Linked DNA regions of Mus musculus: all the other regions are linked to region 1. The links are chromatin loops, found by intact Hi-C in ENCODE. Cell type or tissue: heart. All regions are shown on one strand.

Region 1 (5,000 bases):
AAATCTCTAAGAATAAATCCCACAGTCTTCACGCTCTCCTACTTCCCTGTCTACCTACAATGATGGCACATTTAAACTGTGATCAGGGGAAAGAAGGCAGCAGACTGAAGCTTTGAGGATAAGGAACAGTTTTATGGAAAGCTGGGCTTTGATTGCAATGCTTGCCAATAATTTCAGAATTTGGGAAGTAGAAGCAGCAGGATCAAGAATTCAAGGCCAAAGTTGGGCACAGCAGTTTATGCCTTTAACCCCGGAGGTCAGCCTGGTGCACAAAACCAGGGCTGTTCTACAGAAAAATCCTGTCTCAGAAACAAACAGTTCAATGCCAGCCTCAGCTATATAGGGAGTTTGAGGCCAATCTGAGGTACATGAAATTCTGTTTCAAAAAACAAAAATAAACTGTAAGTGGGTGGATGAGACTGCTTAGCAGGTAAAGCCATTCGCTGTCAAGCCTGATGGCCATCCCTGGGACTCACGTGGTAAAAAGAACCAACTCTGCTAAGTTGTCCTCTAACCTCCACACGTGCAGGAGCACGAACAGGCAGGCCTATGCTCACCACACACACACACACACACACACACACACACACACACACACACACACACACAGTGTGTGTTTGAAATCCCAGGACTTGGCTGGATGGGACAACATCAAAAAACAAAGTCTGGAGAAGTGACTTTAAAGAGCAGTGTGGGAAGAGAAAACACTACTCAGTTAAAAAAAGAAAACCGCCACTACTGTAGCGCTTCAGGAGACCCCATGACAAATAAGTTCCTCTTGCTCAACAACAAGAGGTGGAGATCCAGGGCTGACCGACGTCTACCTGGCCAGAGATTGGACTGGACAGACTAGCACACCTACGACCACAAACAGGGTATCCAGAGCACTCGGTGCTCCATCCCGTCCTGAGTCCAGTCCAGCATGGGCCCCCGGAGACTGATAACCCTGCATGGTTCTCCTTCCACCTTATACGGGTGCCAGGGAGATAGATGAAAGACCCTTTATATTGCATGGGCTCCCACATTAGTGTCTGGGACCTGATTTACCCCACAGGGCCTCAAGATCAACTGCCATGCCCCCCTATCTCTCTCCTTTCACAAAAATGGACCTCACCTCACCCCGTGGTACCAACTCCTAGCGGAATCCCGGGGTCGCTGCCTAGTGTCTACAGTCCTTTTTCTTCACTCCGTACAGACGCTAGTGAGACATGCATTTAAGATCGTTATACACCCCAGACTCCAAAGACCTGTGGCCGCATCTTCCTTACATGGCTCGATACCTCTGCCCCGGCCTTACCTTCTTACAGACCCTCGAGGCCGGCGTCCACGGTCGTCTCCCCATAGCCTCCCGAGGCTGGCCTCCATGGCCATCTGTGCCCACCGACCCCTGAGGCCGGCGTCATGGCCATCATCCCCATAGCCTCCCAAGGCTAGCGTCCACCGCCGTCTCCCCAACAGATCCCCGAAGCGGGACTCAGCCGCAGTCTCTCCCCAGCCCCGCGTCCGCAGCCGTCTCCCTACGGACACCCCTCCCTCTCTTCAGCCGCTGGCCGGCCGAGGGTCTCCCGGGACAACGCCGGTCAGGCGGGCAAAGGCGGCCGCGTCCGGACCGGCGGCTGAGCGAGCATGACCTTGCGGGGCTCGGGGGTTGGGGTGGGGTGTCGGTCGGGCCTCACCTTCCGCCACGTCCTCGTCGACAGCGCCCTTCACCTGCGAGAAGCACCACTGGAAGTCGTTGCCGCCCGCCGGGCAGCCGCCGCCTCCAGCTCCTGCAACAGAGCGCGCCGTCAGGCCGGCCCCGCCCCGCCCCACCACCGTCCAGTCCGCCCGCCCGCCCCGCTCGCTCGCTCGCGCACGGCCCTCACCTGCCATGGCGCGGGCGGGACGCGCCCAGCCGAGCGCGGCCGACCGAGGCGCTCCGAGCGCTCAGCCCCGGCCGCCACCGCCGCCGCCGCTGCCGCCACCGTCGCCGCCGCCGGGGAGGGAATTTTTTCCCCTTTTCAAAATGGCGCCCAATGCCCGTCGCCCCGCCGGATGACGTCATCCCCCTCCGCCTCCTCCGACGGTCAGTGCCGCGGGGGCTGCCGGGGGCGCACCGTGCGCCGACTGCGTCTGCGCGAGCTGTCTTGAGGTTGGACCTACGTAGCCGCTGCGGTCCAAGGAGAGGAGTGTCTTGGACTAGTCCGCTGGCAGATAGAGGCGGCCTTCTCGAGTCGTGTCAAGGCTAGGACGCGACGCCCTCTACGTTCTTAAGGCCTCAGACTTTCTTCTGCGGCCGGCTGGACTGGATGCTCGAAGGCCTGGGCCTTTCCTACAGCTGAGCCAACGGGAACGCGGAACCTCCGTGGATCTGCCAATAGAGAGCGCTCGGCCGTGGGCAGGCGGGGCCTCTGATCCCCGGAGCACCTGGAACCCAGCACCTGCGTGCGTAATTTTGCCCATCATCCAGGCTCTCTTGCCCCCAGAATCTTTGATCGTAGCTTCTGAGCACTGATCTCATCAGAGTGCTACTTCAGGGATTCTTTGAGCTCTCAGTATAGCCCCTAGGGAACCGTTCTCGACATTTGCTTTATTTGTGGGTGTGTTTTTCTAGCATGAAGAGGAATTATTTGTTCGTGGGCTTGACTTATCCGAAATCACTATGAAGTTGGCAGTGAGCGTACTGCACCACTAGAGGGCAGTTGTTCCAAACCAGAGCATTCTCCACTTCAAAAATGTTTTGCCTTTTAGCAAGTGCTTTTTCTATTCTCAGTCTTGGCTGGGATGCTGCTTGTGTAGAGGTGATGTGTCTGTCCTGGTGGAGTTTACTCTTCAGCGGAGAAGAGACAATAAGAAAAACCTGGGGAAAGTTAAGTGGACTAGAGTTAAATACAACACAGAAGCAGGGGAAGGAGATTGGAGCAGTTGGTATCTTTAGGAGAGCAATTAGAGGAGATAAGAAAGAATCTCAGGCTGACGTCTTGGGCGGCTGCTAGAAATGAGAACAGCTAGTGCACAGGCTGGGCCACCCTGACCTTTTCTTTCCGATGTTTTATTTTTAATTCAATTGCACACACACACTTTGATTAGGGTCTTGCCATGTAACATGAGGCTGGTCTCTAAATTGAAATACGTCTGGTTCCACCTCGTTGGCGCTGGGTTTACAAGCACGGAGCACACCTAAGCTTGCTAATGTGTTTAAAGGGCAGCAAGAAGCTGTGGGGAGAACAGAAGTGGCCAAGGAAGGCTAGTCATAGCAGTGGAGGCAAGGTGGTCCGGGACAGAGCAGGAAGCTGTTTTCAGGGGGTGAACTCTGATGAGAGGGCTGGCTATGGCCAAGAGCTGGAGAAAGTCATGAAGAAATAGGGCCTTCCATCAGTAGCAGCACTCAGGGTTGTTTCTGAAAGAACTGTCTCTGAGTTAAGTAGGAGGATAAAATGAGCTGCATGTGTCTGGGTGTATGAGAGTAATGGAGAAGAATAAGAGACATGGAGTAGTGAGGATATAGGAATGTCACCCAGATGACACTCCAGAGCATCAGGAGAGTTAAGAGCATATGTATAGTTCTGGGAGGACGTTTTGGGAGGAGCCTGAGGACGGAATTCCAAGCCTGGGAAGAAGCATTCTGAGACTGCTTGCAGAACTGGGGTTTAACTTAAGTTTATCCAGACTCCATGTAGGCATGGGTATCTCAAGTAATGCCAAGTGATCTCGATATTCCTATCTGCCTAATTGTAGCTGCATGTTTAAGTTATGTAGCTAGACAGCACTGTCACATGTGTGTCTGTGTGTACTGGGGTGCTTCTTAATGAAGAATGACAGACCGAATGGACAGAACTGTAAGTAGCTGCCTTAATAATTAGTGGCAGGCAGTATATTTGGCTTACACTTCCACATTATAGTCCATCACTGAAGGACATCATGGCAGGATCCTGGAAGCAGGAGCTGATGCAGGTCATGGAAGTGTGCTGCTTACTGGCTGGCTCCTCATGGCTTGCTCATCCTGCTTTCTTACAGATCCCAGAACCACCGGGACAGAGGTGGCTCCACCCATAATAGGCTGGACTCCTCCCCATCAATTACCAATTAAGAAAATAACAGGTTTGCCCTCAGGTAGATCTGAGGGAGGCATTTTCTCCATTGAGGTACCCTCCTCTCAGATGACCCCACCCTGTCAAGTTGACATGAAATGAGCCAGCATAGGCCAAATTTAACTTTTTAAAATATATGCACATCTATGCCCAGGCCAGAAGAGGGTGTTGGATCCTGTAGCATTGGCGTTATAGGCAGTAGGGAGCTGCGGGACATAGGTGCTCGGAACCAAACTAGGGCCCTCTGGAGGAGAAGCAAGTGCTCTCATGCACTGAGCCATCTCGAGCCCCATCGTTTTCGATTGCTTACTCTAATGTGGAATGGGGTGGGTACCTGCCTTGTTCTCCACCTCCACTCTATCCACTTTTCCTCTCTTGTCTGTTTGTCCTCCTCTCTAAGGATGTGGTTCTGTCCTTAGACCGAGAACCCTTGTGGGTCATTCCTTAGAGACCTTAAGCCACTCTGCTCCAGCCCCTGCCTTCTGTGATCTTAAGGTCTCCATAGCAACTGTTAGTAACTAATGAAACAAATATTGTGTGTCTGTTGAGTGAGACCGACCTAGTCTTTGTGTACAGGAGCTCAGAGTCCATCAGGAGCAGGCCATCTCTGAGCCATCTCTGTCTACTATGTAAGCGGGCTGATAGGAGGGAGTGCATGAGAACTTAGCATGGGGTGGGGTTCTGGGCTTTTAGCCAGAAAGATGGGTGCTGAAGCTGTTGAGTAGCATCTGTGAGCTTGATGGGTGATAGGGGTTGAGGAAGGGGTGAGGGGATAGAGATGGTGCATGTTATCTAACCTTAGACATGGAAAGTTCGGTGGCTTTGGTGCGGGAGTGGAGTAGGTGCACTTCCAAGTAGTGCTGACTGTCATGGCCTAACTGCAGATTGGGTTGTAGAAACTTGCTTGACTCCTGTAGCCGTAAACCAGCA
Region 2 (5,000 bases), 63 kb before region 1:
ACTGCTTTCCATAGACCAGGCTGGCCTCGAACTCAGAAATTTGCCTGCCTCTGCTGCCTCCCAAGTGCTGGGATTAAAGATGCGTGCCACCACCTCCCACTTTTCTCCCCCCCTTTGAACGGGCTTTCACCTTGTAACTCAGCTGGCCTGGAACTCACCATGTGGACCAGCTGGGCCTCTAATTCACAGAGATCCACCTGCCTCTGCCTCCCAGAGGGCTAGGATTAAAGGCGTGGTGCTCCACTACAAACAACTGACTCCTTTGCCTGTTTTTTATTGAATGGTCTAAAGAGGTGGACAACCTTTTCTCCTTAAAAATACATATGTCTACAGCACTCAGGGGGCAGACGCAGGCTGATTTTCTGAGAGCTCGATGCCAGCCTGGCTTACATGGTGAGTTCCATGAGACCTAGAGAGACCCTGTAATAAATAAATAGCCTCATATACACACACATACACACACACATACATACATACATAGAAAATAAAAAAGGGCCGGGCAGTGGTGGTGCACGCTTTTAATCCCAGCATTTGGGAGGCAGAGGCAGATTTCTGAGTTCGAGGCCAGCGTGGTCTACAGAGTGAGTTCCAGGACAGCCAGGGCTGCACAGAGAAACTCTGTCTTGAAAAACCATTAAAAAAAAAAAAAAGAAAAAAAAAGAAAGAAAAAAAAAGAAAAAAAAAGGATAAACATAAATTTCTACTTATAACATCCCTAACCCCTTCAAATCCACATTTTCGTTTTTCCTTTTCTTAGTAGACTGGTGTAGAGAATTCCCAGACCCTTCTCTTTCCCTTTGTCATTCAGGCACACATATCTATGCAAGCTGGGGATTGAACCCTTGGATTTGCTGGACACGGAGGCTATCACCAAGCAGGACCACAGCTGTTTCTTGCTGGACACAGAGTCTGTCACCAAGCAGGACCACAGCTGTTTTTTTCTTGCTAGGTGTGGTAGTATGTCTGTAATCCCAGCACCTGGGGGGTTGAGACAAAGGTTTGGTGTCTGTAGCAGAGAATCTGTTTATTGTTCTGAAGGCCCTAGGCTAGAGCTCCGAGCACTGTAAGAAAGCAAGCTTTCAGTTAAGAGTGGTGGAACCACTGGGAAGCTGGGGCAGGAAAAAAAGTTTAAGACCAGAGTAGGTTACAAAGCGAATCTGTCTAAAAAAAGACATCAGATTCAGTCTGGTGACATGGCTCAGCTGCAGTGAACTTGCATGTGCAAGGCCCTCGTATAACCTTAGCACTCCAAACAAAACAAACGGAAATCAAGGCTGCATAGCTATAATCCCAGCTCTCAGGAGGCGAAAGCAGTAGGATCGGAAATTCAAGGTTAGCTTTTGCTACACAGCCAATTCAAAGCCAGCCTCGGTTATGACATTGTCTGGGAAAAAACAAAACACCAAATGAAGCTGCTTCTAGTGACCTGACCCACTGCTACTAAGATAGCTTCTTTTGAGGTTCACAAGCCCCTTCTCTATCCCAGAACTGTATCAAGAGGGAATTCCAACCTCCAAGTACAGAGAAGCTACTGGGTAGGTTACAGGGAGGATGCAGAATCCTCAAAACTGGCCCTCCAAAGGTCTCTCCAACCGTTCCTGTCCAAAAATGCCGTCCTTTCTCGCATGCAGCATACCACAGCACTACCCAACTCGCCATTGATGCTGCAGTAGAATACTGGCAAATTTTTTGTTTTGCTTTGTTGTAAACAGCTTCATACAGTGCAGCCCAGCCTGGCCACGAACCAGGGCTGGGACTAGAGTTATACATAAGCACTCCCGGACTGCATTTTTCTTAAAGATGCAACCTAAAAAACTATCTGTAAGCGTGCATAGAGACAGCGAGACCATGTGTGCTCCCATTGCTGGCGCTCGCAGGTTCCGGAGGAGATTGGGGAACTATGGGTCAACCGCGAGCAGGAGGGGCAAACTCAGCACCCAAGGCCAGACGCCCAAAAACCTGGCCGCACGTCCTCATGCCACGCCTATCTCGGAGCCCGCCCACGTCTGCCCACCTCCAGCCTGGCTTCAAGACCCGCCTCTTGGCCTCTGCAATGCGCGCACCTCGGAGTCCCAAGGCTCAGACCTCGAGCCCCGCCCCCAGACTCTTCCCTACCCGCCTAGGTCCCAGTTACTCCAGCCTCAGGCACAGCCCCCGGTCCACTTCTGCATTAGACCTTAAAAACAGCCGCCCTCCCGCGCACTCCTGCCTCAGGCCCCGCCCATGCCGGCGCACGCGCCGCACGTGCCACACGCTCCCCCGCGTTCCTCCCCCACCTGCAGGCCCCGCCCCCCAGCCAATGGGCTCCGCCGCCGCGTGCGTCCCGCCCCGCCCCGCCCCTTGTCCCTCAGTCCAGTGTCGCCTGGCCTCAGAACTGAGCGGCGCAGGCTGCCCCTGCTACCTCTCGGTGACCGCCTCCCAGGCCTGTCGCAGTTGGGTTCGGGCTCCTTTGCCGAGCCACCATGTCGCAGAGCGGGGAGGAGAACCTGCAGGGTGAGGCAGTGGGCCGAGAGGGGCCGCGGAGGCGGTAGGGTCGCGGGCTGGGGTGCGGTGAGTGGAGGCCGCGATGCAGTTCGGTGCAGCCGGGGCTGGGTGGTGAGCCTCGGGGCATCTTACAGACAGTACCTTCACAGGCAGGCCGGGTCTTTCTTTCCTGCTCTGTTCTTCACACTGTCATAGTTCTGTATTTTCAGACTCTGTAGGTCAGGGGAGCCTCGAACTCTGCGATCCTCCTTCCTCAGCTTCCCGAGTAGCTCAGATTTCAGGCCCTTGGCGTCCCCTTGTTCAGAGTTGCTTAAGTGAGTTAGAGGTTGCAGTTGAATTTTCAGTGCTTTGATTGAAGTCATTAATATTTATGACTGTAGTGCCTTTCACTTTTCCTACTTGGTACTGGGGACAGAACCAGATCTGAACGTGCTGGGTAAGTGCTCATTTCCCGAGCAACACTACCAGTTTTCATTTTATTGCTTTAAGACATACTGGTCTTGAACTTGTGATCCTCCTGGTTCAGCCTCTAGAGTAGCTGGAATTTGGAATTAACAGGCTTTGCCGCTGTGTCCCCTCTCCCCCAATCTTTACCCCTGGCTTGCTTTGTTGCCACTTCCTGATGGAAGAGGAGGATACAGGGTTTCAGACCTCTGTCAGGTTTTAGAGTTAAGAGGTGGGATAGCCGCACAGTGGTGGCACAAACCTTTTATCCCAGCAATCAGGAGGCAGAGGCAGGGGGATTTCTGTAAATTCGAGGCCAACCTGGTCTACAGAGTGAATTTCAGGACAGCCAAGTCTACAAAGAGAAAAACAGAGAGGGGGTATGGCTGGAGGTAGTGTGGAAGAGAGCTACAACAGCTCAAAAGGAGGGTAAAGTGCTTATAATTTAGTTCAGTAGGCTCACTGCAAGCAGTGAAGTAGATTGTAGGTTAAAATGGAAGTGAGGCTGGGTGTGGTGACACACCTAAAATCCCATCATGGGGTGGGTGAAGTTGAGTCTTGACAAATTCCAGGTTAGCCTGGACTACACAGTCGTACCAGGCTAGTTCGGGGCTCTGTAGCCAGACCCTGTCTCACAAATAACAGAAAGGCTCTCCCAGCATCAGCCTTTACAGACTGTTAGCACTGCGCAGACAGCTGCTAGTTTTGCAAGGCCAGCCTGGGTGCTATGTGCCATTGTCCATTTCTGAGAGCTACCTGGTGGGCCTGAGTTGAGTCTGAGTTGAGTCTCAGGCCCTGAGACTGGAGGAGGATCCTGTTGACCTTTGTACTCTCTGAAGCAAGAGTTCACCAGGTAAAACGCATGTCAGTAAACGTGAGAGAGAGGCTTTCCAAACCTTTAAAATGAATGCTTTAGTGTCAACTCCCCTCCCCCCCCCCAGGCAGGGTCTCACTCTCAGTGAACTCCCAGAGATCTGCCTGCCTCCACCTCCCTAGTGCTGGGATTAAAGGTGTGGGCCACAGTACCCACTTTAGTGTGAAGACGTGGTTTCTCTGTATAGCTCTGGCTGTCCTAGAACTTGTGTAGACTATGCTGTCCAGAGATTCTGTGTCCTGGAGTACTGGAATAGGGTAACTCAGAGCAGTGTTGTGTTAAAAGAGTTTTTAAAAAGCTTGCATTCAGAGACACTGAGTTAGCTGAATTTATTACCCTAAACGAGATTTTAGTAGGCAGAATTTAATCAGCCTAACACATTACAGAATCTGTATTTTCAAACTACAGCCACATTAAAAAAAAAATCTCGTAATTCAGGTTTTATTCCCTAATGTCAAACGTCAAACAGTTGGAATTTTTTGATTGAGAAGTTTTTTTGTCTTTTCTCTTAAGAGATCAAGTGATGTTTTGTGTAAAGTCACTTTCGTAGCTAGTTGAAATTTGATTTCTGACACTATGCTGTTAAGACTTCATCTAGGGGAGTTTCTGAGTATTCCTGAGAGGTCTCGGTTAACATACACTCAGCTGACATGCACGCCAGACTGCTGAGTCATTGGCAGAAGGGGGTTGTCATTAGACGTTTCAAGGGTTAAGGTTTTGTGTTTTTCTCTTTTACTTATTCTATAAAAAGATGGTTACGGTGTGGAAACTCAGGCTAAGGATTTGGGCCATTGTTTGGGGTGTACGTGCAGCTCAGCACTGGCTCACTGTCTAGCTCAGGGTAGGAGGGGTCACTTAGTCACATGGGTTATCTCAGCTGCCCTATGAAATGTGAATCCCAGCTTGGAGTCAGAGCTGAGGCAGCTCCTCTGTTTGCCGCTTCGTGTTTACTTCTGAGGCTGAGAGCTGTGGAAGCCTTGTTGGTAGGTGGGACAGCAAATATTCCCCATAGCAACCTCTGGGACCAGCGTTACTGAAGGCGTTACCCACAACACTGATTGGTTCTGTTCCCTTTTTACCTCTGCTCCATCTTATTGAAAGGTGTTTAGGAGCAGGGCTTTTCTGTATGACTTCTGGCATGCTGGAGGAGAGATAAGTATTGTGATATTTCTGTGCCTTGGTTGCTGCCCTTTCCTGA
Region 3 (5,000 bases), 350 kb before region 1:
CATTAACAGATGAATGGATAACAAAAAAGTGGTACATTTACATAATTGAATATTATTTGGCTGTAAAAAAAAACCCCAAAATTATAAAATTTGCAAATAAATGGTTGGAGCTAAGAAAAAATTGTTCTGAGTAAGGTAACCCAGACCCCAAAAGACAAATATTGTATATATTCTCTTGTGTGTGGATGTCAGTTTTTAAGCCTTTGATAGACATGCTACCCAGGGATGTAGAATAAAGGACCAGGGAGAAGGGGGAGGTTTTCCAATGAAGGGGAAACAAAATATATAGTTATGTAAAATCATGGGCAGGATGAGCAAAAGGATTAAATAGAAGGGGGAGGAAAGAGGAAGGAAGGAGGAATACAGGCAAGAACAGCTAACACTAAGAGCCATTGAGGGATCATATGAAATCTGTATAACTATATGGAGACTTGGGGAAAACCGAATACTGTGTACTGCAAAAGGAATATAGCAATAAAAAGATTTGTCAGAGCATTCTTCTACACCCATAGATCAGTGCCTTTCTCAGTCATCTTCAGAGAAATTTCCTTGCAGAGCAGACAGGAACTAACACAGACCCACAACTGGACAATGTGCAGAGAGTGAGAGACCAACACTCGGTCCTAAGTAGGCTGTCTTCATCAATATCCCTTCCCTCAGAGGTCAGGGATCCACGCAGAAGAGGAGACACAAAGATTTTAAGAGCCAGAGGGATAGATGACACCAAGGAAACAGTGTTTTCCAGACACAAGGGGGTTAACACACATCAGAACTCACGGGGACTGTGGCAGGAGGCATAGGATGTGCTGTGGGGATGCACAGTTTCAAGTCGGATTGGGTCCCAGTGCCGAAAGGAGGAAGTGGACAGGCTTCCACCCCTCACCAAGAAGCTACCCCTAACTGACATTCACTTGCAAAGGAAAAATAATTTCCTCCAATGAAGTCTCATGAGTATATTAATCACACTTAAGGATAGCCCCCATGCCCAGAAGTAGATGGCCACAACGCAACAAACTCTGGTATTATTGTAGACTTTTGGACTTTTTTTTTTTGTCTTAGTGGTCTTTTGCTGGTATATTATGGTTTCTGATTTTGTGTCTTTATGGGTATCTCTCTGGACATGTTTCTTGTGCTTGCTCTTTCTTTCTTCTAAATTATTTGTTTTGTTTGCCTGTTTGTTTTCTTAATGAAGACCCTCTGGTATTTGGTATTTTATAAACAGTGAGGCAAGTGGCTGGGAAGGTAATTTATGTTTGCTGTCACCTGCAGTCTGTCTATAGATACGTTGTCTGCCCTTCAGTAATGCTAATTGTGTGTCAAATTGTATCTACCACAGTAGGCAATAGATGAAAATAAGTTGGTTAATATGCCTTCAACACGATGAAACTCTTACTTCCTCATACTTTCGTATATTCACTTTCAATAACATATTCAAAGCTAATAAGAACAGGAATGAAATCATAGCTTAATAAAACAAATTTGTTTATCTTTGCAGTCACTTTAGCTATTAACATTCTCCTATATTGTCCCAATATGTATTTAGATAGGAATAAAATGTTGTAACATTATTATTATTAAACACAAGCTTCTGTTTGCATGGGCAATGTGCTCTAATTGGTGCTGCTTAGTCTCATAGGAGAGACAGCCTCCTGCGCTCCCTCTCTGTCCCCCGAGTGTGCTTGTGCTTTTAGTGCTGAGCTGGTAATATGAAGGAAGAAGCACCAGAAGCCGATGAGTGGCATCGAAGGTGATGGTCACAGTGGCAGAGACCACGCTCACTTTAAGGCAGCAGTGGCTGCGCCCAGACTACAGCTGTAGCAGGGGTCACTGTCAAGGGCTGAGCAACCTGGACTTCTAGGAGGACCCGGAGAATTAAGGATATAGTTACTCAAGGTCTGCACCAGATCTGTAACACCAGAGGGCAGCACTTGCTGCTTCTCCTGCAAGCCTGGGACCACTATTCCCTGCTGATCAGCATTGGAAGAGTTTGTCCTTGCCTACCCAGGATTCCTATCCAGGCAAAGCCCTAGTCGGCAGACTGGGAGCAAGAAGATGAACTGCTAGGTGGAGGACACCCAGGGTGTTTCCTCGTTACACTTCAGGACATTCACCTGTTCCTTAGTCAGTGTTCTATTGTTGTGAGCGCTGTCTAGGGCAACTCTTACAAAGGAAGGCATTTGATTGGGATTTAGGCTACAGTTTCAGAAGCCTGGTCCATTATTACCATGGCGGGGAGCACGGTGGCAGGCATGCCAAGCATGGTGCTGGAGTATCCTGATCTATGGGCAGAGAAATAGCAAGCCTGGGTCTGGGATGGGTGCTTGAAACCTCAAAGTCCACGCACAGTGATACATTTTTTTTGCAACAAAGACACACCTTCTAATCCTTTCAAAGAGTTCAACTCCTTGGTGGCTAAGCGTTCAAATATATGAGTCTATGGGGGCCACTCATACCTCCCCCTTTCTTTGATGTTTACGGATGAGGTATCTATCTCGGTGTGTATACCTGACCGTCTTGGAAATTGCTCTGTAGTCCAGGCTGGCGTTGAATTCACAGAAATCTGCCTGCCTGTGCTTCCTGAGTGCTAGGCATGTGCCACTGCTCTGTGCGGCTAAATTCCCATTTTAACACAACAGCTGGCCTCTTAGTTACCTTTACCAAAGCATTTGGTAAAATACTCTGATCAGAGCTGGAGAGGTGGCTCAGAGATTAAATACTGTCTGCTCTTCCAAAGGACCCAGGTTCAATTCCCAGCATCAACCTGGTAGCTAAAAACTGTAACTCCTGTTCCAGGATATCAAACATCTGCACACAGACATACATACTGGCAAAACACCAATGTGCATAAAAAATTTTTAAAAATTAGTTTTTAAAAAGAAATTGATATTTGTTTTTAAATGTGCTCTGACCAAAGCAACTTTAAAGTTAATTTCTCTTTGGCAGCATATATATGAAAATTGGAATGGTATAGGAATTAACATGGCCTCTGAGTGGGATGACATGAAAATTTCTAAAATGTTCCATTTTTTTTTTTAAAAAAAAGTTTATTTGGGTTCAGAATTCAGGTTACAGTGTATCATGGTGGGGAAGTCACAGTGACAGGAACTAGAGGGAGCTGGTCACATTGTATCCACAGGCAGAAGGGGACAAGAGTTCATGCCTGCTTAGTGCTCAGCTTGCCTTCTTCACTGGTTACAGTCCAGCATCCCCTGCCCAGATAGTGCTCTACCCACAATTTTAGATCTCTGTCAAGAATAATGGTGCCCATAAGATCCTGTCCCAGGTGAGCATCCACGGAGCATCTGAGGCCAGGTCAGCAGGTGTTACCGTATTGCGAAGCTGTGCCTCTATTCCTCACATGTGTCTGTTTTGAAAACTCTTAAACTGAGAATCCCACTGGTCTGGTTGGGATGCTGGGCTGGCTCTGTCCGGGACATAGGGATGACTAGTACTATGGACAATGACCTTGACCTCGTGTCACTACCTCTCTAAGGGATGCTACAATATATATTCGTGGCAGATAATGCCTATTGGAAAGACCCAACCCTTCTGGTAGGAAGTCCCTAGCAAAGACAGGTGACTGTCCCCAGGGAGACCATATTTCCTTAGTACCCCCAAAGACTGACGTTTTACTGTTAACGTTTTACTGTTTTGTTTTGGGTTTTTTTTTTGTTGTTTTTTTTTTGTTTTGTTTTTTCATAGTGTCAAAAGCAGATGAGACTCTAAGCCTATTTTGAAAAGAGGATCGTGGGCTGCTAAGCCCAGATGATGCGGGGAATTGGTTTGGCCTTCCGCTAAAGATTCTGGAAGTATTTGTATAGGATTCCCTCAGGAGCAAGGATGGGGTTGATGCAGAAAGGAGGATGGCTTCGTTCCCAGAACCGTGATGGGGTCTTCACTCTTGACAAACTAGTAGGTAGGTTTTATAATTCCATTTTAATTTAAAGTGATACTGGATACTCCTGAAAAGAACCACATGACCACCTTCACAGTGCTGGAAGCTAGAGACATTACCCTGATTTTATATCCAACAAATTGTGTAAGCATGGCACCCCTGGAAGTGAGAAGGGAGGTAGCAAATTGGTCCTGTTCCTGAGCCCCTAGGCCAGTGGTTCTCAACCTTCCCAATGCTGCTACTTTTAATACAGTTCCTGGTGTTGTAGTGACCATGAAATTATTTTGTTGCCACTTTGTAACTGTACTTTTGCTACTGTTATGAAAATATCTGATATGCAAGGGTATCTGAGACGCAATCCCTGTGAAAAGGTTGGTTGATTCCCCAAAGGGTCTGCTTAGTCTCCAGGTAGCTATCCCATAGCAGCAGAGCACAAGAAGGCAGGATCTCTCACCATTCAAGATTTTGTTCCATGTGTTTATCTAAAATCATCATCACCATCACCATCATCATCACCATCACCATCATCATCACCATCACCATCATCATCACCATCACCATCATCATCACCATCACCATCATCATCACCGTCATCATCACCGTCATCATCAGCATCATCACCACCATCACCATCACCATCACTGTGCGTATGGTATGTGTGTGCCGCATGACAGCAAGAGTGTGTCTGTCTGAGTTTGTACCATGCCAGCCAGACCAGAATGCAGAGGACTTGGGTCAGAACCAAGCCACACATCACAAAGCTTTTACAACCTTCCAAACAGCATCAGCAGCTGGGACCAAGTGGTCACTCACAAGAGCCTGTGGGGACATTTTACATTCTAACTGTAACATTCCATGGAGATGAAAAGATGACAGAGAAAAGAAAAACTTCAGCCTCGGTCCACTGTGAAGATTCCCAGTGGATCTGTAGTTCCCACCAACGCAGCTTAGCCTCAGAGAGCCTTTGTGCTCAGTGCTCCGAAGCCTGTCTGCAGTCTATCCCATTCCCACCCAGTCCAGTGAGCACTGGCCTCCTATTTATCTCTCTATTTTGCTCTTCCGGGCATCACTCACAGACCACATCCTGTGGTATGTGGGATCTCAC

Evidence for each region. A loop is a pair of places that touch in the nucleus more often than their neighbours do. Peaks named below come from ENCODE experiments on the same cell type or tissue, not always from the same donor. Only the 100,000 strongest peaks of a DNase experiment are listed, where the experiment ranks them.
Region 2: a loop joins it to region 1, with 3 times the contacts of the local background. A loop is called at or near these places in 10 of 42 quality-filtered maps.
Region 3: a loop joins it to region 1, with 2.7 times the contacts of the local background. A loop is called at or near these places in 7 of 42 quality-filtered maps.

Annotation. Positions count from the first base shown.
Region 1 is chr7:138,843,381-138,848,380 of GRCm38, reverse strand. It overlaps Mapk1ip1 (mitogen-activated protein kinase 1 interacting protein 1), which reads left to right and starts at 2,114. Exons shown (of 2, transcript NM_001045483.1): 1 at 2,114-2,424. Ppp2r2d (protein phosphatase 2, regulatory subunit B, delta) reads right to left here and starts at 1,995. Exons shown (of 9, transcript NM_026391.2): 1 at 1,866-1,995; 2 at 1,677-1,769. The coding sequence starts at 1,872. In heart, CTCF peaks have their summits at 2,446 and 2,666 (motif pointing right); DNase peaks (open chromatin) are centred at 840, 2,170 and 3,070; H3K4me3 peaks cover 3,120 bases; H3K27ac peaks cover 2,825 bases.
Region 2 is chr7:138,906,856-138,911,855 of GRCm38, reverse strand. Bnip3 (BCL2/adenovirus E1B interacting protein 3) reads left to right here and starts at 2,350. Exons shown (of 6, transcript NM_009760.4): 1 at 2,350-2,493. The coding sequence starts at 2,463. In heart, no CTCF peak of the experiment used is centred here; DNase peaks (open chromatin) are centred at 2,295 and 4,705; H3K4me3 peaks cover 3,857 bases; H3K27ac peaks cover 4,245 bases.
Region 3 is chr7:139,197,226-139,202,225 of GRCm38, reverse strand. It overlaps a transcript of Stk32c not described here. Among named protein-coding and RNA genes, the nearest start is that of Stk32c, 11 kb to the right of the region's middle. In heart, a CTCF peak has its summit at 1,919 (motif pointing right); no DNase peak of the experiment used is centred here; H3K27me3 peaks cover 2,223 bases.